6 separate regions of the Homo sapiens genome follow, and regions 2, 3, 4, 5 and 6 are each linked to region 1. A link is a loop called in an ENCODE intact Hi-C map of the cell type or tissue named here. Cell type or tissue: A673. All regions are shown on one strand.

Region 1 (4,000 bases):
CAAAGTTCTCTCAAACACATACATTCCTAGCATATTGGAGCTGGAAGGGCCTTTAAAGATCCTGAGTCTCCGTCTTTTCACTTTACAGAGGAGTGAGAAGATCAGGAGTTTGTTCAGGTTGTCCTGAGTAACTGAATTGTTGCTCCTGGGAGCTATTTGCTTTTCCTAGCCTAGCCCAGTGCTTAAACTCCTCATCCCGTTTATTCAGAGGCCAAATAGTCTCCTGCATCTGGTGTCTTGTTGGTCTGGGCTGTTGATAATTCTTGAGCACTCCTGCTTTTCAAAACTTCTGCATTGGACTTCATGTTCTTCCTTTGTGGCCTGATGAAAAAATCGTTTATCTTAGACTTGCAGTGAGGATCTGGGAAGGTCTTTCCATTACCAAGGAAAACATGAATCCTCCTCAGAATACCTGGTGAGGTTTTGCCTTTTCTATGGAACTCCCTTGCCTCACTGTACTTTTCTTATAGTATAATTCGGGGTGGACCTGCTTATTACTTCTGTTAGACTATAAGCATCCCAAGGACATGACACATGGCTTAGTCATCATTACATTCCACATAGCAAGGTGACATAAACACAGAAGCCCCTATCAAGTTCGTTGTAGACAGGGATGAGAGGATACATGAATAAACAGAGGAATGGAGTGGAATATCTTATTTCCTGACAGGAGGTTTAAATCTATGTTAGTAAGGGTATGAAAGCTATATATATTTTTTCCTTCAGGGAAAGATGGTGAGCCACCCAAGGTGAAAAGAGAATCTCTGACAAGCAAGCAAAAATTAAGGTTGTACTCTTTGTCATAAGAAATGACTATGAATATGAACGTAAAAAGACATTAGAGAAGAAAAGTCAGGAAAAGGGGAAAGATAAATTTGGGTAGCATAAGAGACTGCCCAAAGGACTTTAAAACCAGAGATACCTGACGTTCATTTTTAAGTTTTTACATGTTTATGCAAATCCACTGCCATCTTTTTGAGGCATAAGTCCTGTCTGCTACACACAAAGGAGATGCTAAGGAACACTTGCTTGCCTTTATGTTAGAAACAGAAACAGTGTGATTTTTTCTGATGTTCTCAATTACAGAGTCTACTGACTCAGGTCTATATGTGCCTGATGATGATCACGAGCCCCATCAACAAAGGGAGTTCCCGCTCAGCATGGAGGCAGACCCTCCGCCAAATGAAAGAAAAATGTAGGCCAGGTGTAGTGGCTCACACCTGTAATCCCAGCACTTTGGGAGGCTGAGGCAGGTGGATCACCTGAGGTCAGGAGTTCGAGACCAGCCTGGCCAACATGGTGAAACCCCATCTCTACTGAAAATACAAAAACTAGCTGGGCATTGTGGTACATGCCTGTAACCCCAGCTAACTGGGAGGCTGAGGCAGGAGAATTGCTTGGACCTGGGAGGCTGAGGTTGCAGTGATCCAAGATCATGCCACTATACTCCAGCCTGGGAGACAGAGCAAGACTCTATCTCAAAAAAAAAAAAAAAAAAAAAAAGAAGAAAAGAAAAAGAAAAGAAAAAGAAAAGAAAAATATAGTCTTCATTCTTCTTAATTCTATCATAAATCTGAGAGTAGAATAATAAAAGTACATGAAAAACTACCCATAGCTTAGTATAGTTTATGTTACACACAAAACCTGAGAGATATAGGCAATAAATGTTCCTGGAATATGTTTTACAGCAACATTGGTCCATCAGGAAAGTTTCCCTCCAGGAAAGATTCTGAACATAGAGAAATAACAAGAAATCAAATTATAAGGAAGATTAACTATTGACCTTTTCCTGACCCCTCTATTTCTCCCCTTCAAGCAGGAGAATTATAGGTCAGTCCAACGTTGAAGAAGGAGTAACATTTCTCATTTTGAGCTTTCTCAAGAAATCTTGGCTATCAGAGCTCCCAGCTGATTCCTAGTGGTTTCTTATGTTTAAATACAGGACCCTCACAATAATAATAATAATAATAAACAAAGTCACAAATGTTACTTTCAGGTTTGAATTCCACTTGAATTCATTGAGTTATATTTTAAAAAGCTATCATTATGATAACCAGTTTTAATACTGTGATCAAATACAATCACTAGTATGAAAACTGGGCAAAAGGCCACATTCCACTAGTGTCTCCAGTTCAATGCAAAATCTTTTACTGCCATCTTGTGGATTTTTAGGAAATAATCCCAGTCACTACATATTATTTATTGTCTTACGGGAACAATAGGTTCATAGGCCAGTTTATGAAAATAACTGAAAAAAAGTATAAGAAAAGAGCAGCTAAATAGTCAGGTTTCCATCTAACATTATCACTTTGTATTCTCTACTAAGCATCTCTGAGGCTTGGTTTCTTCATAAAAAGTTGTTATTATAATAATACCATCCCCTGCCTGTCTCAAGGTTGCCATAAGAATAAAAATTTTAAATTGCTCCATAAATCAAAAGTACTATTCAGAAACAACCAATTATTATCAATGCTATCAGCCACATTATTAGAATGACGATACCTAAGCATTTCATATGTAACAAGGTAAACTATGGTTCAGGCTGAAAAGTCCAGACCTTGGTACCTGCTTTCAGAGTGATTTGTCTCATCTTTTATGGCTTTCAGGGCAAGAAAATGGATGTTTCAAATGAAAATATTCCCTGGAGATAGTTGTTCCTGGGGCAGAAAATACTGTGGGCCTGACAACTGAGGAAGGGAATATTTCCTTTTTTACTGATTCACTGATGAGCAAGTGAGCCCCGACATTTGAAAAGCACAGCAAATATGTAGTATAGGAACAGCTTTTTCCAGTGAAAAATGCTACCCCTGGGATCCTATCTACTGATCCATATTTAGTTATTCTCTGGTAAGTTATTCATCCAGGATTTCTCTCTTCCAACCAACCGACACTTAAACTGGAAAACCAGGCAATAGGTTGGCTCATAGATGTCACAGACAACTTAAAAAAGAATCTTCTGAGAATTTCAGGGAAAAAACTTAGAACAAAATCTCCAAAAGCTTTCCTTTCCCATTAGCGAAGACTTCAAGTTCTTTCATCTAATTTATTCATCACCTATGAACACCTGTGTGTGCCTAGCACTGGGTTAGGTTCTGGGATGCAATGATGATGCAGACATAACGCTTATGCTTACTGACCTCCATACTAGCTGGAAAGTTCACATCTCATAACTCATGATATCTGCTGCTTCAAGCTCTGCAGTTGTTCAGAACCTGAGCAGAGAAAGGGCCAATGCTGCCCTTGGGAATTTGAAAGAGAGAAGCAGCTCATGTATGAGCAATTTGCTGTTAGAGGACGCTCATCGACTCTCCACTTATGTCAGCTGTTGAGAGCGGTCATTGCATGTGGTGGAGTGAATGGTGTCAGAAGTGGTGATGGTGATGATGAAGAAGATAAGATGATACTTGGAATTAAGAAACTTATTATGGATTTTTTTTAGATGAATGGATTTTAAATAATGTCAGCGTGAGAAGAATAAGTCATAGTAGTTGTTTCTTTTTATCAATCTGCCATGCATTACGACCATGTTCATATCTTATGTCTCCACTAAGCTATCAGCCCCTGAAGGTGAGAACAATGTCTGATATACCTCTCTATTTCCTATAAACACTAGAATAATATTTGACAGTCATGTTTTCATTATTGAACACTTATAAAGTGCCAGATACTTTTCAAAACTCTTCGAATACAGCAATAAACAAAATAAATCAATAAGAGATATTCAATAAATCAAATAATTAACAAATAAGAGTCACAGCCATACAGCCAAAGTGTTTTCCACTTCTTCCACTTAATATACATGTATATGAATTGCTAAATAAATCACCAATTTCCTTCTCTCTACTGAATCATTTCCATCAACATATAAACACTGTTACAAAAAACAAACTCTACCCTCAAGTTCCCATTCTATTGCATTCCTCTCTAGAGCAAACTCAAAGGAGATAACTCTTCTCCTTGTCATTAAAAGAGGGAATTTGGATGGAAAGGCAGGAGGAAC
Region 2 (4,000 bases), 630 kb before region 1:
GGCCTCAGCTGCCCCATGTCTTGTTTTGTTTTTTCTTTGAGGTGGAGTTTTGCTCTTGTCGCCCAGGCTGGAGCGCAATTGCGCGATCTCAACTCACTGCAACCTCCGCCTCCCAGGTTCAAGTGATTCTCCTGCCTCAGCCTCCCGAACAGCTGGGATTACAGGCTCCTGCTACCATGCCTGGCTAATTTTTGTATTTTTAGTAGAGATGGGGTTTCGCCATGTTGGCCAGGCTGGTCTCAAATCCCTGACTTCAGGTGATCCGCTCACCTTGGCCTCCCAAAGTGCTAGAATTACAGGCGTGAGCCACCGCGCATGACTCAGTTGCCCCATCTCTAAAAGTGAGGGGATTAGGATGACTAATCCCAAATTCACTTCCAACAGTGAAAAACTTTATCTTCAGCCTATTAGTTCACCTGCCTGACAGTTAACTCATCAACCCACCCACACAACAGTTACTAAGCCCTTCTCTTAAATGAAATATTCTAGACATCAGAAATGCCAAGATTTTAAGATACAGTCCCTACCTTCCAGAAGCTCAGGGTCCTTTAGGGGTGAGGAAAAATTGTTAAACAGATAATTATAATACAATGGGATAAGTGATCTAATAAAAGGTTGTGGGAATTCAGAGACTTTGAGGAGCTCCTGCAGAAAAATTCAAGACCTATTTTGGAATCCTAAGTCAGGTATTTATTATTTACTAGTGAAGGGGGAATTAATGAATTTTATAAGTATATTAGTCAAGAAGTTTATTCTTTTCCTTAGAGGTAGAATGAAATATAGCCCCCCACCCTCCGGAGGCCTGGGTTAAGAGAGAATATTAACCGCTTATTTCTCCTCTACGCACGGAGAGGCTTATCTGTGTTCCACCGTTTCACGTTCCTTGAGGCACCACGAGTTCCTGCTTCCCTCCCTAGCGCGCTGTAAAGTCACAAGGTTGATAAGCAATTGCTACAAAAGCATGCATTCCCAAGGATGTAAGACATGTGGTGTAACAAATGTAAAAGAATAATTAACTGCCTTTGTTCTTGCTTCTGCAAGTAGGCTTCCTGTAGCACCAAACTCCCGCCACAAATTGCTTAAAAGGTGATTGATCCCTTTGTTCCGGGCTCAGACTTTCTGGACCCCAGTCCGACTGAGCCAGTGATCACCTTAATAATAAAGGGTTGTCCTGAATTCTGTTTGGCCTCTCCCGTCTCTATTTGTCCCGCAACACTAGCAGTATATCCTCAGGCAATTAACTTTTTTTTCCCTTGTTTCTCTCTCTGTAAAAAGGAAGAGGAATACTTATTTTGGCAGGTTATAATAAGAATTGAGTCAAACTCATTTATGTTGGCATAAAAAAATGAACAAGAAAATATAAAGCACTTAGTACAATGCCAGGCAGATCATAGGAACTCAGTAGATGGCAATTGTAATATTACAAAAGGTGATGGAAGTCAAAGACAATTTACTGTACCTCAAGAGAGTAGCGGTAGGATCAGAAGAATTTCCCAAATGTGTTCACAGACCAAAACTGGGGGAAAAGCAGGGTAGTTTCCTGGTAAGACGAACAGCACATGACAAGGCAGAGATATTAAAAAGTAAGGTACGCTTCCAGGACGAGTTCATTATTCCTGAAGGGAGAAGGCAATAAGGGTGGAAAAACTGGGCCGAGAGGGGAATCCAGGTTGGTGATGCCCCTGGAGGGCAGGTAATTCTTACTAATTTCTGTATTTTCTGCTGCTGGCACAAAACGTGACCCATACGTTTGCAACAAATGGTGAAATAATTCATTCCTGTTGTTAAGCAATAGGGTTGTAGAAATATTTGAGCAGTAAACATGCTACAGTGAAAGGATTCTCGGATTTGGAGTCAGGAGACCTGAAGCACTCTTTTGACTAATGACCTGTGTTTTTTTACTGGTTTTACAACTTACCTGCTGCCTGGCCTTACCAAAGTACTGATATATTGAGTCTCTTGACCCATAAAACAGGGGTAACAACTAACAAGCGATTATTAAAGAGTTGGCGCTAGTAAAGTACGCAATAAAAACAGCGGCTGCAGCTGCTAAATTCTCCTTTAGGTCTTTTTCCATACTTGCGAAATGACAGGGCAACAAATTTCCTTCCAACCACCACTGAGAAAGTATACCACGTTTGCCCAAGGACAAAAAGGCCCCGCCCGGCCCGCGCCACACAGGTCACCTACGCAGAATGCAGTCCTGGGGGGTTCCACTTGTGTCGCTCAGCGATGGAGGGCGCGATCGATGACAGGCCACTCCAGAGACGGACCTAGATAGGTTCGCATGAGGCCGAGCCGAATTTCACCAAAAACCAGTTTACACCACCTCCCGATTTGTCCACACGAAAAGCCATGGAATAGCTGAGGGAAAGGAAACCGGAAGTAGCGTGGGCCGTGAGGAACGGGAAATGACCTCAGCACGTCGGAAGTGTACTCGTTTCCAAGGCGACGGCCCTGCTGCCTCTCCAGCCAAGTGGCTGGAGTCGGGAGGCTGGAAAGAGACTCCGAGAAAGTACCAGCGGAAGGCGGCCGCCGCTACGGCGATTCGCAGGGAGTAGCAGACGAAGACGGTGGCCGCCGCACTAGCCACCACGTGTGGAGGATAAACGGTCTACACGGCCATTCCGGCGCCGAGTCTAGGGAAAGAGTTAGCGACGACGGGGAAAGAAAATGTGAAGAGAGCGACCGCCGCTCCAGGGTCGCTGCAGGAAGCCTAAGTGCAGACGCCGGCTTCTCCCGCAGTGACTTGAGAAGGGTCAGTGAAAACCTCGGCCACTGCCGCAGCGTCTCTAGGGAGAGAGTTAGGGGAGATAGTGGCCACAGTCACAGCTGCTCTTGGGAGAGAGTTAGGGGAGACAGCACCTTCTGCAGCAGCGACGTGAATTTTAGTGAAGTTGGAGGCCACCAAACTACCGACTCCAGGGGAACAGCCAGAGAAGACCGAGGCCTCCGCCTCAGTGGTCCTTGGGAGGGAGTCAGTGACATTCGGGACCCGCGAACTAGTGACTTCGGGGATAGAGTCAGTGACGATCGCAGTCGCCGCTTCAGTGGCTCCTGGGAGGGAGGGAGTGTCGAAGGCGGCCACAGCGTTGGTAGTTCTTGGGAGGAAGTAAGTGGAGACCGCGGCTACGCAGCCAGCGACTCCTCTGGTGTGAGCGGCAGTGAAGACGCCAGCTACCGCTTCAGTGGCTTTTGGGAGAGAGAAAGTGAAGACGAAGGTTTCCGCTGCAGCTTCTGGGAGAGAGCAAGAGAGGACCTTGGGCCCCGTCCTAGTGACGACGGAGAAGAGGGCCGCTGCCGCTGCAGTGGCTCGTGGGTGAGAGCAAGTGAAGACCGCCGCAGCATCAGGGGCCTGGACTCAACTCCTCCCCAGAGTCGGAGGTGTTGCGCCATGCCCGGGGTGGCCAATTCAGGCCCCTCCACTTCCTCTAGGGAGACTGCAAACCCCTGTGAGTCAGACTGTCATTGGCCTTCATCTCTGTCGTATTCCTTTTCTCACTTAAGCCCGCAACAGCCTTAGCCCTTTCTGGCATTTCCTTTTCTCAGCCGTCACTCCCCCCTTTCCCTTTTTAATTTATTTTCAGGGGATACCAAAGCTGTTCAGCTCTCCCCTGTTCTGTATTATTTCCGCTTTCTTTCCTTTTTTCCATCCACACTATTCCTCCGAGTCTTCTTGCCCAGCTTGACATCAACTCTTGTTCAGTCTTAATGGACGGACCCTTTTAAGTTCTTCCTTGACTTCCCTGCAGCATTTGACCCTGTGGAGGTGACAAATTAGTACTTACTTAGTTTTCTTCTTTCACTCCATTGAGTGACCCTTTCCCTTACCGTTTTCTTTTCTTCTGCCATCTTCTTAAATGCAGCTTTTACCCCTTGATGATGCCATCATTGGTTCTCTTTTTCTTGTCATTTACTGTGACTTCAGTCCTACTGGTGGCCCTCAAATCGGTTACTCATTCAACCATCCAGTAAATATTTACTGCATATGCCTACTTTG
Region 3 (4,000 bases), 1.1 Mb before region 1:
GAATTTTCTCTCTGTTCTTTAATAGCTAAATTTAAAGTGTCAAAGAAGGTCCAAATCAAAAATCCATAATTTCTCCTTTTTCTATTAAGACATTCCAGAATATCTTTTGGAAATTCAATTTAAATGCTGTATTCAAGCTTTATCAACTAAGCTAGTCCCATGAAAAAAGGAGATAAAATATAAAGTATATTTAAAATTGTATATGGTTTTAAAAATTACCAAGTGTGTCCTGACAGGAATGAAATTCAATTTTGACAAAGCATCAATAAGAACTAAATTCTCTGCTTACAATTTTACACATCAGAATGGATTAGAAGAAATTTCTATAGACTAGTTTCTGACTCCATACATTTCAAGCCTTGTTTCTCCCCTCTGCTCACATTTTCCCTGAACCAGGCACCCTGAACAGACTCTATTATAGTACAACCTCTGACCTTGCATCATGTTTTCACAGCTGCACAGTGGGCAGAGTACTATCCCTGGAAACCATTCTTATACCAGAACAGCTAGCAATAACTCTGCATGAAAGAGACAGAAAACCACGACAATGCAACAACTACACTCAGACTAAATGTATCCCCACTCAACTTCCCTGAGCTGGGTCCCCAAAATGTCCATGCTTCCCCAACGCCATCCAACACAGAGTAAAATGTGATGGAGCGGAAGTTGACAAGGAAAGAGGCAGCACACCTAACCAATTGCATGCAGTTGAAAATATCTTACTTTTGCAAATTTCACAAAACATAACCATGAGAACACATTGCCAGGGGACCCCCCCCCCCACCCACTTCCTCACATGCACACCTTGGACCTTGGAAAGGGCCTACGCAAATGAAGATCCCTGAAGCTAGAGCTTCATTGGCTTCACGGTAAATCTGTCTCTGATTTTCATAGTTAACTTGACTAACAACAACTATATTCGTTAAGGTAACCCTAAATGGTATAACAAACAAACAAACACAAAGATGCATAATAGCTCAAAGACACTTAGAGGTTTACTTCTTGCTATGGAAAGTCCAAAAGAGGTGTTCTTCATGGACAGGTAGCTCTCCTCCAAGTGGTGACTTGAAGACCCAGATTCATTGCATCTTGTGATTCCATCTTCAACACATGAATCCCAAAACTGCCATGCTCATCTGCATCACACCACAAAAGGACAAATGACTTGGAGATTTCTATGTAGAGAGTTCTATGGACCAGACTCACAAGTGATGTGTATCACTTCCGCTCACATTCCATCACCTAAGACTCAGTCACAGGCCGGGCATGGTAATCTCAGCACTTTGGGAGGCAGAGGCGGGAGGATCACTTGAGGTCAGGAGTTTGAGACCAGCCTGGCCAACGCGGTGAAACCCTGTCTCTACTAAAAATACAAAAATTAGCCAGGCATGGTTGGGGGTGCCTCTAATCCCAGCTACTCAGGAGGCTGAAGCAGGAGAATCGCTGGAAGCTGGGAGATGGAGGTTGTAGTGAGCCGAGATCATGGCACTGCACGCCAGCCTGGGCGACAAGAGTGAGACTCCATCTCAAAACAAAAAAAAAAGACTCAGTCACATGGACACAACTAACTGCAAGCCAGGAGCTGAGAAAGGAAACCAAGGCTTTGTAGCAGCTCAAGTCTGTAGAGGTTCCCAGTTTTCCTCCAACATCACTCTGAAGTCCAGGGTTACAAGCAGGGACAGTGGACACTTACATCAATCCTTTTCTATGGTTGCCCGGGCAGGCACAAATTTAGGAGAGGAAAAAAATAAAATCCCTTTCCATTATCTCTGTTCCAGTGAAGTTACTGGCAAAAGCCAGCGTCGTTTGTATGTGCAACCACTAGATGGCTCTTTAGGCCTTTGGATTCCCCAAGTTTTTGTTAGATGCTTTTCAGCCAAGCAGTTTGAAAGGATTCTCCAGTCATCTGAGCAGAGTTATAAATGGCCCTATTCTTCCTAGCCTCACCCCAAGAATGGACCTGGGCCTGCCTCCACCTCGGGAGGATTGGCAACCAAGATAAAAGAGAAGTCAGTGCTGTTAAGCAGAGCATGGGGAAGTCCGTTGGAAGCAGAGACACTGAGCCCAGAAGGCTTGGCCAGAGGCGCAGCTCTGCTCAGAAAGCTCAGTGGAATGTGGCCTCACAGTACCTGTTTTATTGTCTGTTAAATAGAAAATACACTGCTACTTTAATTTAATACAGGTGTCCTGCTTTTCCAAGTGCCTTTACAAACACCGTCTACTTTTGTCCCCATAACATCCCAGTCAGGCCAGCATTAGGCATTATGGGTCCCACTTTGCAGATGGTGAAACTAAGGGACTAAAATGTCAAATAACTTGCCCAATGAGGTCACGAGGCAAGTTATCCTTTTCATGGTTTCGTGCTTTGCATTTTGTAAAACACTGCCAATGCTTTGGCTTCCTCATTTCTCACAACAGCATATGAAAGCAAGACAAGCATTGCCATCACTATCTTCATTCTATAGAGGGGGAAAAATGCTAAAATCTAGTGAGGTTGAAGCAATCTGTTCATCTTGGCAGCATTCATGCTATAACTCTCCTTTCCAGATCTCCCTGTTAAAATTAGATTTTCAGGCTTAACACCAATTACTTTTCTGGAACAAAAGGGCCAATTCTCTCCGCTTATGGTCACATACAAAGTATAAATATTTAAATTCTTTTTAAATTTAGAAAAGACTTCTTTTATCTCTTCTATAGTTTCTTTAAACATGAAACCATAATTTTCGCCAATGTCAAGATTAGCTCTGTCTTTTGCATGCTTTCGTTGTGCATTTTGTCAACTACGTGAATAAAGAGAACAGAAACATAAAGGCATTGACGGAGACTGAGGAGCAAGCAGGTAAGAGAATGTGTGGCCAGTCCTTGGCGCCTCTGTGAGAAGCATCTGGACAGAGCAGTGGCTTCCAACTGTGCTCACCCCAGGCCCAGCTGCATCAGTCACATCTGTGAGTCTGGGGAAGAACTGGGCTGTTTTTCAAGTCCTCCTCTTGTCCCAGGAGATTCAGAATCACAGGCAGCACTGAGGACAATTCTGTTCTCCAAAAGAAGATCCAGCACTAGAAGTCCACGGTTTGCTCTTCTGTTTGAAACTTGCCTCTTAGCCAAAGGAAGATGAAAATCTCAGAGGAAATATCAAAGTGACCTAAAAGTCAGCTACAAGTATTAAACACAGTCAAATACAGTTAAATAAATAACAGGACTTGGATCTTCCTCAGACTCCAGATGAAATGGAAATAAATTCATAGCTAAAGGGGAGATTTTATTCTCCAACCATTGGATTTTCAGATCCTACTGACATTTACTAAGGCCTTGCATTTGGCAAATGCTATGCTGGAGGCTGTTTATATTTCAGTTCATCTTCACAACCACCATGTGGAAACATCACATGTCTCCATTCTAGAGATGAGAACGAACACTGATACTCAGAAATGATGATGTGACTGTCCTATCCAGCACTAGTGAGCATCAGCATTGGTTACATCCAGGTCTTAGAAATAACAGTATCTACCAGTACCTGGGAACCTGCTATATGCCTGGCCCTCAGCAGTAGCTACCTACCTGATTTCTAATTCTCACACTAACCCTGAAAAGCAGGGAATATTGTTATTCCCACTTTCCAGATGAGAAAACTGATGCTTAGAAAGGTTCGGTAAGTCTACAAAATGGCATCAGTAAGAAAAGGCAGAGTGAAATTTAAACCGGTTCAGTCTAGGCCGGTGACCACTGCAGTGTGCCAATTCCAGGTCCAAGGCGGCTCTTGTAGCTGCTGCTGTTGTGTTGTTGTTTCACCACCTTTTACTGTCATTCAACTTGCTCTCAGCAGTTGGTGTGTAACCTGTAGAAACCTGTAGGAACAAAGGTAAGGTCCTCCCAGCTGAACGGTGGCCCTGCTCAGAGGAAGGATAATAAAGTCATGCTGCAGCGCTTCCTGTTTCCTCATGCCATTATATGGACAAGATTGGCTTTTCTTACGATGTTCTGGCAGCAACCCATGACCCAG
Region 4 (4,000 bases), 730 kb before region 1:
ACTGCACTCCAGCCTGGGCAACAGAGCCCGACCCTGTCTCAAAATAAAAGAGAGATGTAATGGACCCCTTTAATTAATCTATAAACTCCTAATTAAGAACCCTGGTTAAAATTTTTTAATAGGAGCTTGTCTTCTTCACTGTTGTATCCAAAGCCTGACTGAAATCTGTAGACACCTAAGCAGTGAAAAATTTGATGCCTTAACCTATATAATTTAAAATCAAAATATTTACACTATAAGGTGAATTTAAGGAAGATCTCATTTTTCTCATGGTGAAGACTAAGATACTTTTTCAAAATTACTAAATTTTCATTTGTTTCATCAGGGATGAGGTTGGGGGAGGATCTAGCTCCTTTATTAATACCTGAATATATAGGTTTTAATATCCAAGCTTGACTATATCCACTACACTTGGTACACAACAGAACAAATGAATGAACATTTTCATGCCTGTAATCCTAGCACTTTGAGAAGCCAAGGCAGGAGGATTGCTTAAGCCCAGGAGCTTGTGACCAGCTTGGACAACATAGGGAGACCTTATCTCGACAATAAATTTAAAAATTAGCTGGTTGTGGTGGCACGTGCTGGTAGTCCTAGCTACTGGGGAGGCTAAGGTGAGAGGATCGCTTGAGCCCAAGAGGTTGAGGCTGCAGTGAGCCATGATCATGCCACTGCACTCCAACTTGGGCTACAGAGCAAGACCTTGTCTCTCAACTAAAAATAAAAAATAAAATTCACGATACTCCCCAAAAGCTGATGATAACATGTAAGAAGCGACTTGATTTTACCTTCTAACTCTCCCTCCCTTTTAGCACAATGCTGCAAAATGACTGGCTCATAAACCACTAAGCTGCCTTGGCAGCCACTTGTTATTGTTACCAGTAGGTAATATGCTGTTTTCTTCTGCTTGGCACATAAGCAGTAGGCATGAAATAATTGCTTAATGGATAAGTAAGTTGTTAAATTATAAAACTCTGATGGATTGCTTAGTCCTTTAACAATTTACACCCCCCTCCCACTTATCCAATTCTTTTGTGACAGATTTTGCACTAGCAAAGTGCACTGTTTCAGACAATCAAGGAAATAAAACATTTCTTGATGAAATCCTACCTCGCCTCAACAGGAAACTGAATTGGAGTCCTCAATTCTCAGTACATCAGAACTAGTGTGTGAAAGGATCAGGAGAGGACCATAGTATTGGAGAATAAAACATTATGTATTGATGGTTGAGCTTTATGTCATCGTGTAGTAAATGCTATGACCATAAAGCCATTACTGTTAACACTTAAGTTTATCTTCTGAAAGAAGCCTATGAAATATCTCCAGAAAGACTAGGGGATTTTCTTCTGTTTGTTTGTTTGTTTGTTTGAGATGGAGTTTGCTCTGTTGCTCAGGCTGGAGTACAGTGGTGCGATCTCGGCTCACTGCAACCTCTGCCTCCCAGGTTCAAGTCATTCTCCTGCCTCAGCCTCTGGAGTAGCCAGGACTACGCACTGCGCCACCACACCCAGCTAATTTTGTATTTTTGGTGCAGACAGGGTTTCCCCATGTTGGCCAGGCTGGTCTTGAACTCCTGGCCTCAAGTGATCCGCCCACCTCGGCCCAAAGTGCTGGCCACCGCGCCCAGTCAGACTTGTTTTTTAGTGAAATAAATTGTTTTCCTTTAGGACCTTATTCTTTATGATAACAGATTCCAAGAATATGCAGTCTTGTCAATGGCTGTTTCATCCTCAGTTTCTTTAAAAATAAAATACAATTAGAACATTTTTAGATATGCTATATCTATCCAATCTATTTTCCTGTCACCCAGTAAGGTTTTCTATCATCAGCACAGGTCTATGAAAGGACAGTAAAGGGTCTCCTGTTACATACCCTAGCACTAATGTTTGTAATAGAATGTTAAGATAAGTTGTTTCATGTAATCGGACTACATTCAGTCTTTCTCTACCCTCTGTCCTCTATTTACCCACCTATGCATGTGGCCTACTAATTATATTGACTGTACATGACCAGCAAGTTGTAAGTTCTTTTAAAAGCAGGAGCTCAACCATATTTGTATTCACATTTCCTTCTGCTTAAAACAGGGCTCTTGTTTCTTCAGTAAATATTCATTCGGTATCCACTAGGTGTCAGATAATATACAAGGTAGGTTCTAGGGATTCCAAGATAAATAAACACAGATATGCCAATATGAGTCTGACAGTTTTGGCGGGGAGAGGTGGAAAATAGATCTGCAAGCCAAAAAAGCTACAGTAGAATAATATAAATATTGTAATGGCAATAAAATACCAGAACTATTAATTTTACATTTAGTAATCATTCAGTATCAATTAAATGGGTAAAATGGATATGTTGGCATGAATGACATATAACTGAAAAAACACTAAGAACTGTATAGAAACTGAATTAGACATATGAGTAATATTAGTAGGAAGGGGAGAGAATATTTGATTCCAGGTAGGCTACCAAGCAGGATGTTTTTTCAGCACAGCCTTGGAATAAAATCTGTAACCTTTGAAAACAATCACATTTTTGTTCTTATGCAATCTTTGTTTTTAAATGTATTTATTGTTTTGGCTCTAGTCCCTGAATGTTAAAATTTTAGTGTCAGTGTTAATTCTCACTTATCTTCTCCAGACCTTACTCCCTAATTTTCTCATTTTCATTTGCCCCAATAAGTGCCAACCTTACCTTGAATAGAATAGTGGATTTATCAGCTTACAAGGACTAAAAAGTCGTCATTTCCAAAAACATCTGTCCAATAAGTCTGCCTCAGTGACTACATTTCTAGCATTACAATGTCATTCTTAGTACACTGATTTGATCTTTACAAATTACATAAATGTATAAAATTGTCGCATGTACCCTAAATTATATACATCTATTATGTATGTATCAATAAAAAAATAATTTTCTGTGCTTTTTCTCCTGTTAAAAAGAATTCTTTTCTTTTTGAGACAGGGCCTGGCTCTGTCACCCAGGCTGGAGTGCAGTGGTGCAATCTTGGCTCACTGCAGCCCCTGCCTCCCAGGCTGAAGTGATCCTCCCACCTCAGCCTCCTGAGTAGTTGGGACTACAGATGGGTACCACCATGCCTGGCTAAGTTTTTGTAGAGACAGGGTTTTGCCATGTTGTCCAGGCTGGTCTCAAACTCCTGAGCTCCAGCAGTCTTCCTGGCTTGGCTTCCCAAAGCGCTGGGATTACAGGTGTGAGCCACCACACCCAGCTGATTCTTTAGAAGACCAGTATTGCATTGTGATTGCCTCTGGGCAGGAAAACTAAGGGGCATCAGTAGACTATGCAATTACTTTCTTCCTCTTTAAAAAAGTATTGTTAATTTTTAAATTTACATATTTTGGTATACAATTCTATGAGTTTTGACAAATGCAAAGAATCATATAACCACCGCCATAATTGAGATACTAAACAATTCTATCACCTCAAAAAAAATCCTCTTGAGCTGTCTCATTTATAATTTTTGTGATTAAAAATGGTTATTTTTCAAAAAGTAACGTTTGGGCCAGTGCGCCTGGAGTGCACCAGTAGTCCCAGCTACTAGGGAGGCTGAGGCAGGAGAATTGCTTGAACCCGGGAGGTGGCGATTGCAATCAGCTGAGATCACACCACTGCACTCCACCCTGTGAGTGGGCTACAGAGTGACACTCTGTCTAAAAACAAAAACAAAAAAACACTTTAAATGTTTCATATAGTTATTCCTTATTCAAAAAGTATGCCTTTTTGGGTTAAGACAGTGCCATTTCAAATAGCCTTGTAGAAATATAAGCAAGGAAATGCTAAATTATACCATTATTGATCATTAGTACCTTAGCTTGTAGTTTAAACTGTTGAAGAGAATTAGGACTCCACCTGGCATTGTGGCATAAGCCAGTAGTCCCAGCTACCCAGGAGGCTGAGGCCTGAGCTCAGGAGTTCAAGACTAGACTGAGCACATAGCGAGATCTTGTCTCAAAAAATGAAAGAAAAAGAATTAGGACTCAGA
Region 5 (4,000 bases), 950 kb before region 1:
CTACTATTGCTAACTCCATTAGGCCACTGATAAAACCAAAATCACATTGGCTCCTTCTTGGCAGCCTTCGGTTTTAGAAAATTCAGTATGCAGTTGGATTTATTCAGGCACCCAGACATCTAATAACAGTTAACTAAAATTTTACTAAAGATACAAAAAGTATACCCAGAGATATACATGACCAAAAAAATTAACTTACGCCTCCAATAAATCAAAGCACCTTAAAGGAGTTTTTCATGTGCTCTGGTTTCCAACTCTAATGCAGAGATCTAAAATAAAATAAGACCCTCTTTCTCCCATTTGATGTGTGTGTCTTATATTAATTTGGGGATTGTGGGGTTACATTCCATTAGAGTTCTTAAATGGAGACTGACAGCTTTCTGGGCAAGCTTGATATGCCCTGAAAGGATGGACACTTTTATGTTAGAAGAACACGGGTTCCCAAAGAAGGACTAAAACATGGAAGGAAGGTGGAGTTTAGACAAGCCCTAGATCTACAGTTGGAGAAGGATGGATGTCTAGGAGTGGATTCCTACTAAGTTGTCCCTCACACATGGGCACCCTAGAGGTAGGACAAGATCAGAGAGCAAGCCACATCTTATGAGTCAGATCTCTGGCTCTTGGATGACTCCTGGTTTATTTCTTCTTTATTATGTCAAGGCCTTTCAAAAACCCTGCTTAAATGTTCTACCTTTACTCATCCATACAATGAAGATACCAGAAAGTATTGGAGATTAAATTTGACTTAAAGAATTAAAGAGGAAACGGTATCCCCCAGTGAGTGTAGTGGTAGCAAAGGAAATGTTTACAAGTCCCTCCAAGAGGAAGGTGAGTCCAAGAAGATACTGTCCTCCCTTCCCACGAAGATGCTCTCGTCATTGCCAACCTTAGAGGGTCGAGCTTCCATCTTAACAAAAAGGGTGGAAGTCCTCTCAGAGATATGCTTCAAAGGCAATCATCTTCGTATGTAATAAGACACTGCTCCTCTTTACACATACTTCTATAAGTGTTAACCAGGAGACAGAACTGCATTCCCTGACTCCTATGCTTTTTTTTTCCTAACATGCCCCTAATCTTAAAAATGAGACTCTTAGAAATAAATTTATTTAAAGAGAAAATGGTAAATGAGAAAGGGAAGCAAATAAGTGATAATGGGAGAGTCCATCATGGGGAAAATTTAGTGCCCCAGCCTCCTATACTCAGATGGTTTGAAAGGCAAGAACACAATAGCTACCACAGTGCCCTTGTACATGGCAGATACTTTATAGATAATTGTTTTTAATTTTTTTTTTTTTGAGCCGGAGTCTTGCTCTGTCACCCAGGCTGGAGTGCAGGGGCGTGATCTCGGCTCACTGCAACCTCCACCTCCCGAGTTCAAGCAATTCTCCTGCCTCAGCCTCCCAAGTGGCTGGGATTACAGGTGCCCACCACCACACCCGGATAATTTTTGTATTTTTAGTAGAGACAGGGTTTCACCATGTTGGCCAGGCTGGTCTCAAACTCCTGACCTCAAGTGATCCACCTGCCTCAGCCTCCCAAAGTGCTGGGATTACAGGCATGAGCCACCGCGCCCGGCCATAGATAATTGCTCAACTGATGCAGTTTAAATCTTCTAAGTAAGTGGTTCTTGTGTTTCTGATTATGAGGTTCCCTTCTTAATGTTAAAATTATCACAGATGTGTTATATATTAGTAGCCAGTGCTTGAGAAAATATGAGAAGCTATTATAAATTCAATAATGGTATAAATAAATATCACAACAGCATCTATCTATGTGGAAAAAAAAATTGTGCTTAGTAACCAAATGGGGAGAGAAAACACCCTCTCGAAAAATTCTGCAGTGCTTAATAACCTTTCTTTCCTCAAACCAAGAACTCCTGGGCCCAGAGGGGGAATTGCTAAGTTATCAAAATGCTGTGAAACCAAAACACTCTTTGCTTTACTGCTAAAACAGAGGTGAAAATATCCTGCCGTTGAGAATACCTAAAATGCTCCAGTAAATCAAGAAATAACATGTTTTGACAAATAACAGTTAAGTGTTTCATTAGAGGGAGATTCTATCTGTTGGTCAAACAGCTCTGTGAAAGCACCACATAATCAATGCCTTCCCACGGCTTCAGGAAGCTTTGTACTAGAAGAATTACCGGGCCACAGCTCAAGCTCCCAAATTAGAGATAAAGTGCTGCTGTAATCAAGCACTGCATATAAATTTTAGGAAATGACACACCACCAGAGGGCGCCCTTATATAAGTAGTAAAGTCGGAAAGACCATTACTTTTTTTTTGTTTGTTCTCTAAGAGACGGGGTCTCCCCTCTGTAGCCCAGGCAAAGTAGAGTGGCCAGATCATAGCTCACTGCAGCCTCGAACTCCTGGGCTCAGGCGATCCTCCTTCCTAAGCTCGAGAGTAGCTGTAACTAAAGGCGCACACCACCACACCCGGTTTGTTAAGTTTTAAATTAAGTTTCAGAAAATCTTAGGACAGAAAGGGAACTTAGATCTCAAGTCCAAACTCTTGGATAAAAAACAGACACAGAGGCCAATTATTTTAAATCTTTCTTTTCTAAATAAATATATTATATGTTCACATGATTGAAACAACAATCATCCCCCTTCTTTTTAAAGTCAGGATTCAAAATCTGTGCTGTCAGAAACCAGGATATTGGTTACCAGTGCAGGGGAAAACTGACTGTAAAAGAGAATGAGGGGATTCTGGAGTTAGGATAATGCATTGTTCTGTATGTATAATAAGATAATTCAAAAGCAGATTGATAAACATTTAAAATCTCATTGAAGATATATATTATTTTACAAGATACATGTTTATATTTCTATTTCACTATACAGGCATATGTAAATTATATTGCACTAAATCACATTAATATTAAATTTTTCTTTCATTTAAAAATACTTATTGAGTGCTCACTAAAAGGCAGGTATTAAGAAAAAAACTAAGATACAATTCCATTTCTCAAGTTCTGGAGAATCTAACAGAAATGATTAATGTGCTAGTAAACAACCAAGCAGTGGTGTGGTTAAGTTCTGTATACAAAGCACTGTGGGAGCTCAGAAGCCAAAGTCACCACCCTGCCTGAGGAAATTACAGAGGGCTGCACCAAGGAGGTAATATCTGAGCTGAAACACAGAGAAGAATTTTTTTTTTTCAGGTACAAAAGAGCATTTCAAGCAAAGGAAGAAAAACATGTGCAAGGCTATGATGAGCTATACAGAATGAGCATAAATTCAGGAACTGTTGTTTTACGGCAAGAGGTTTATGAGGGGAAGACATGGGAGATGAGATTAGACTCACTGGGCTGCCACAATGGCTCACACCTTTAATCCCAGCGCTTTGGGAGGCTGAGGCGGGAGGATCAAATTGAGGCCAGGAGTTCGAGACCAGCCTGCCCAACATGGCAAAACCTCTTCTCTACAAAAATACAAAAAATTAGCCAGGCATGGTGATACACGCCTATAATCTCAGCTACTTGGGAGGCTGAGGCCCGAGAATCACTTGAACCTGGGAGGCAGAGGTTGCGGTAAGCCAAGATCACACCACTGCATTCCCACCTGGGTGACAGAGCAAGACTCTGTCTCAAAAAATAAATAAATAAATAAGGAAAAAGAAAAACCTAGGCCAGGTGCACTGGCTCACACCTGTAATTCCAACACTTCAGGAGGCCAAGGTGGTAGGATCACTTGAGCCCAGGAGTTCAAGACCAGCCTGGGCAACATAGCAAGACCCTGTCTCTACAAAAAATAAAAATATTAGCCGGGTGTGGTGGTACATGCCTATAGTCCTAGCTACTCAGGACGCTGAGATCAGAGGATCCCTTGAGCCCAGAAGTTCAAGGTTACAGTGAACTATGATCATGCCACTGCACTCCAGCCTGGGCGACAGAGTGAGACTCCATCTCAAAAAAAAAAAAAAAGAAGAAGAAAAGAAGAAAAGAAAGAAGGAAGAAAGGAAGGAAGGAAAGAAAGAAAGCGGTATAGAGAGACAGAA
Region 6 (4,000 bases), 580 kb before region 1:
GCATCAAATAGGTGATTGAATACTATGGGTATATCTGAAGTTTTCCATAATTTCTGGTCCACATTTTTTTCTCATGCACCAAAATGCTTGGTGTGGGTGTAGGGTTATTTTAGAGATAACTTTGAATCTAGCATAAAGTAAGCACTCAGTAAATGACAGCTGTTAAATTACAACCTAGTCGTAGACTTAATGAATTCTATAAACCTTACAACTTCCTGCATATGTTTATTACTATGTCTTTAATGATTTGCAGTATCTGGTAGGAGGTAATGTGTGTGTTTGGTTATGTAAGTATGAGAAAATAGGATTTAAGGTTTTTATGTTTAGTGAGTAATTCTTCAAGTTGTAAGAAAATATATTAAAAATTCCAGTTAGCAAAATTGCGGAAAATATGCAGGTTGCATGCAATCACAACAACTCCAAAACCAAGAGTACATTACTGGAACGTTCACAGAGATGCAGGAAAGATTAAGGAGAATTAGAAAACATGAATGGAAAGGTCATTATTTTTTCATTAAATTTCAAAGCCGTACCAAATGCTTTGGCTTGAGGAAGGGTGAAGATAGAGGGGGCTAGAGCTATATTAATAGTTAGCCCTAAAACTGGAATGAAAATGAATTCTATAATCTAAATTAGGCCAAGAAAAGGCAATAACTGTAGGTAATCAAGGAGGGTGGTTCTGGGCCTTCTATTCAGTTGAGCAGCTCTGCTTGAGAGCATACTACATATTCCTTTGGTATTGGATCTCCATTCCCAGTGTATTTTTGCCAATAAAAATTATGGAATCAGTGTTTAATATGAATAATTGTCCGTAGTGCCAAGTAACTGAGTTTCTTACATAGTTGAATATATGTCAAATTGTCACTGACCTTCAGATTTTGGCTCCTTGGCTGGTGAGTGGATTGATGGCAGGGTGTACAGAGTGTAATCCCCTAAGTTAAGTGCAAGCTGCAGTTTCAGTTTGAAGAAGATTGTGGATCTGGTTAGTTATTGATTCTTTTCTACAGGTTTGCCCATTTGGCAGCAGTGAAGCTGTTAGAGGAGCTACAGAAATATGATATAGATGACGAAAATGAAATTGATGAAAATGATGTGAAATATTTTATAAGACATGGTGTTGAGGGAAGCACTGATGCCAAGGATGATTTATGTCTGAGTGACTTGGATAAAACAGATGCCAGAAGTAAGTATGCTGCCTCTGTTGTGATTTATCCTTTCAGAAATACCACAGCCACTTTTTACCACAAATTTGGAAACTATTCTAAAGACAAATACTGCCTACAAAGTAAAATAATTTGATATTTTTGGAGGAACTAGAACTAATATAAGTTTTTGTACTAGGGTTGTTGAACATATAAAAAGTATAAGACATAATCTCTGTCCCTCAGGGGGTGGAAAGTTATATAAGAAAATACTTAAGTATTTTCTTCAGTGGATCAAGGAAACAGGGCAGGGAAAGAGACATCTCAAGGATTTCCATGGTTAGTTGGCAAATGATTGTTATAGATAATAATAGCAACAAATATTTATTGTCTACTATGTGCCAGACACTGTTGTAGTTATTGAAGTAATGGTGAACAATACAAAGGAACTTCATTCGAATGGTGGTAGTCAGGAGGGAGGGTGATAAATAATTGATAAGAAAATAGATATATAAAGTAAATAGAGTAGAGTGGTGCTATAGATAAGAAAGTCATTAGGCCTCTCTGAGGTGGTGATGTTTGAGCAGAGACCTGAGTGATGAGAATGAGTCATATTAAGATCTTGGAAGAACGTGCCAGCAGAGGGAGCAGTGCACGTAAAGGCCATTATGTAGCATTGAGAATGGTCAGTGTGGCTTGAGTAGAATCCCTAAGGAAGTGGCGACAGATTGGTCTGAAAGGTAAGCAGGGACCCAGTCAGATCATGTAGGGCCTAATAAGGATTTTAGATTTCGATTTTTATTTGTTCATTTTTCCCCTTTTTTCACTACAAAATCTCAGCATATAGATTTTATTTTAAATAGCCATTGTTGGGATTCAGGGTGGGGAATGATGTGATCTGATTCACATTTAAAAACAGTATCACTCTACCTGTTGGGTGGGTGATAGACTGGGAGGTGGAAAAGAGCATAGCATTTCAGATGGGGTATGAATTAGGTGGGAAGAGAACATACTCCATCTAACAATATAAGGTTGGATGAAGTTCCTGATATAATTATATCCTGATGCCAAGGATACTAAATTAGAATTGTACAAGAGCAGACGTAGAATATCTGCACAGATTTCCTGGGCTCCTAGAGTTCCTGATGTAGGCCTGTAACTACCAGTGATATTGGACATCTCCATTCTTGTTTTGCTTCCACCTTTTCATATTAGAGGCTTTCATCACCATTTAAGAAGAGCTTACATTAACATTCTATGTATTCCCTTTAAGCAATATTTATATATATATCCTGGTTCTTGAAAAAAATCAGCATCAGTAATACCATACTTTGTTGGGAAGATAGAGTGAAAGCCAAGCCAAGATCTTGTTTGCCTTGACTGTTTTTGCCTCCAGATTTCTGGTGTTGTGGAAAGCCCATTTTCCTTCATAGGGCAAGAGTGGAAGCAGGGAAATCAGTTAGGGGGCTATCGCTATAGTTCAGGAGAGAGTTGTTTATGGCTTGGACTGGAGTGGAGATGATGGGGATAATGAGAAGTGGTGAGATTTGGTGTATTTAGAAGAGAGAAAGATGATAGGATTTGCTGATAGATGTGGCTATGAGGTGTTAGAAAAAGAGGGTAATCAAGGATGACAGATTTCTGGCCTGGGGAATTCGGTGAATGGTAGTTAAGTTTTTTTTTTTTTTTTTTAGATGGAGTCTCACTCCGTCGCCAGGCTGGAGTGCAGTGGCACGATCTTGGCTCACTGCAACCTCCGCCTCCTGGGTTCAGGCAGTTCTTCTGCCTCAGCCTCCCGAGTAGTGGTGACTACAGGCACGTGCCACCACAGCCAGCTAATGTTTGAATTTTTAGTAGAGATGGGTTTCACCATGTTGATCAGGCTGGTCTTGAACTCCTGACCTTGTGATCCACCCGTCTTGGCCTCCCGAAGTGCTGGGATTACAGGCGTGAGCCACTGTGCCCGGCCGCACCACGTTTTCTTTATCCGGTCTTCTGTTGATGGGCATTTAGGTTGATTCCATGTTTTTGCTGTGTGAATAGTGCTGCGATGAACATGTGTGCATGTGTCTTTATAGTTTGAATATAGTGTGAATATAGTATGAATATAGTGTGATATATATTCCTTTCTGTTTTGAGTTCTTTGAGAAATCGCCAAACTGCTTTCCACAATGGTTGAACTACTTTACACTCCCACCAGCAGTGTATGAATGTTCTTTTCTCCACAACCTCCCCAGCATCTGTTGTTTTTTGACTTTTTAATAATAGCCATTCTGACTGATGTGAGATGGCATTTCATTGTGGTTTTGATTTGCATTTCTCTAATGATTCCTGATGTTGAGCATTTTTTCATATGCTTGTTGTCCATGTGTATGTCTTCTTTTGAAAAGCATTTCTTCTCTGTGAGGATTAAAATGTGTAAGGTACTTAGTGTAGTGTCTCGACATCACAGACACTGCATAAATACGTGATTTTTATTGTTTTCATTGGAAATTTCCTCTTTTGTTGAATTGAAATCTTTCTTCCTGGAGCTAATTCCAATTAATCTTAGTTCTTACCTCTGAGGACCCCATAGAACAGGCTTTACGAAACACAGACTTTCAAATATTAATGAAATTATTATATAAGCTAAATACTCACTGCTCTTTCAGTCTTTTCTGACATTTTTTATCTTAATCCCCTCTATCTTCTTACTAGTGGTTATGGTGGTTCCCAAACCTGTCTGCCCTTGAGAATTGTCTGAGGAGACATTTTTATGTATGTATGTATTTATTTATTTATTTATTTTGAGACGGAGTCTTGCTCTTGCCCAGGCTGGAGTGCAGTGGCGCAATCTCGGCTCACTGCAAGCTCCGCCT

Evidence for each region. A loop is a pair of places that touch in the nucleus more often than their neighbours do. Peaks named below come from ENCODE experiments on the same cell type or tissue, not always from the same donor. Only the 100,000 strongest peaks of a DNase experiment are listed, where the experiment ranks them.
Region 2: a loop joins it to region 1, with 9 times the contacts of the local background. A loop is called at or near these places in 4 of 110 quality-filtered maps.
Region 3: it touches region 1 in a loop (8-fold over the local background); 40 of 110 quality-filtered maps call a loop at or near these places.
Region 4: it touches region 1 in a loop (3-fold over the local background); 4 of 110 quality-filtered maps call a loop at or near these places.
Region 5: it touches region 1 in a loop (10-fold over the local background); 26 of 110 quality-filtered maps call a loop at or near these places.
Region 6: it touches region 1 in a loop (8-fold over the local background); 30 of 110 quality-filtered maps call a loop at or near these places.

The regions. Positions count from the first base shown.
Region 1 is chr11:83,817,990-83,821,989 of GRCh38, forward strand. The region is part of intron 17 of DLG2 (discs large MAGUK scaffold protein 2); the gene reads right to left. Among named protein-coding and RNA genes, the nearest start is that of DLG2-AS2, 180 kb to the left of the region's middle. In A673, a CTCF peak has its summit at 2,175 (motif pointing left); a DNase peak (open chromatin) is centred at 2,132; H3K27ac peaks cover 1,901 bases.
Region 2 is chr11:83,191,277-83,195,276 of GRCh38, forward strand. It overlaps ANKRD42 (ankyrin repeat domain 42), which reads left to right and starts at 2,436. Exons shown (of 11, transcript NM_001300975.2): 1 at 2,436-3,452. The coding sequence starts at 3,395. It overlaps ANKRD42-DT (ANKRD42 divergent transcript), which reads right to left and starts at 2,393. Exons shown (of 3, transcript NR_149009.1): 1 at 2,191-2,393. RefSeq lists enhancers at 2,143-2,362, 2,423-2,532, 3,053-3,412 and a silencer at 2,667-2,845. In A673, no CTCF peak of the experiment used is centred here; DNase peaks (open chromatin) are centred at 2,415 and 3,265; H3K4me3 peaks cover 2,942 bases; H3K27ac peaks cover 2,456 bases.
Region 3 is chr11:82,716,583-82,720,582 of GRCh38, forward strand. No RefSeq gene overlaps it. Among named protein-coding and RNA genes, the nearest start is that of FAM181B, 15 kb to the right of the region's middle. In A673, a CTCF peak has its summit at 1,814 (motif pointing right); a DNase peak (open chromatin) is centred at 1,829.
Region 4 is chr11:83,085,096-83,089,095 of GRCh38, forward strand. All of the region lies in intron 2 of LINC02951 (long intergenic non-protein coding RNA 2951), which reads right to left. Among named protein-coding and RNA genes, the nearest start is that of LINC02951, 10 kb to the right of the region's middle. In A673, a CTCF peak has its summit at 2,138 (motif pointing right); no DNase peak of the experiment used is centred here.
Region 5 is chr11:82,865,445-82,869,444 of GRCh38, forward strand. All of the region lies in intron 1 of PRCP (prolylcarboxypeptidase), which reads right to left. Among named protein-coding and RNA genes, the nearest start is that of PRCP, 33 kb to the right of the region's middle. RefSeq lists an enhancer at 2,129-2,388. In A673, CTCF peaks have their summits at 2,238 (motif pointing right) and 2,440; a DNase peak (open chromatin) is centred at 2,237.
Region 6 is chr11:83,239,752-83,243,751 of GRCh38, forward strand. It overlaps ANKRD42 (ankyrin repeat domain 42), which reads left to right. Exons shown (of 11, transcript NM_001300975.2): 9 at 1,008-1,183. Among named protein-coding and RNA genes, the nearest start is that of CCDC90B-AS1, 44 kb to the right of the region's middle. In A673, a CTCF peak has its summit at 1,779 (motif pointing right); a DNase peak (open chromatin) is centred at 1,780.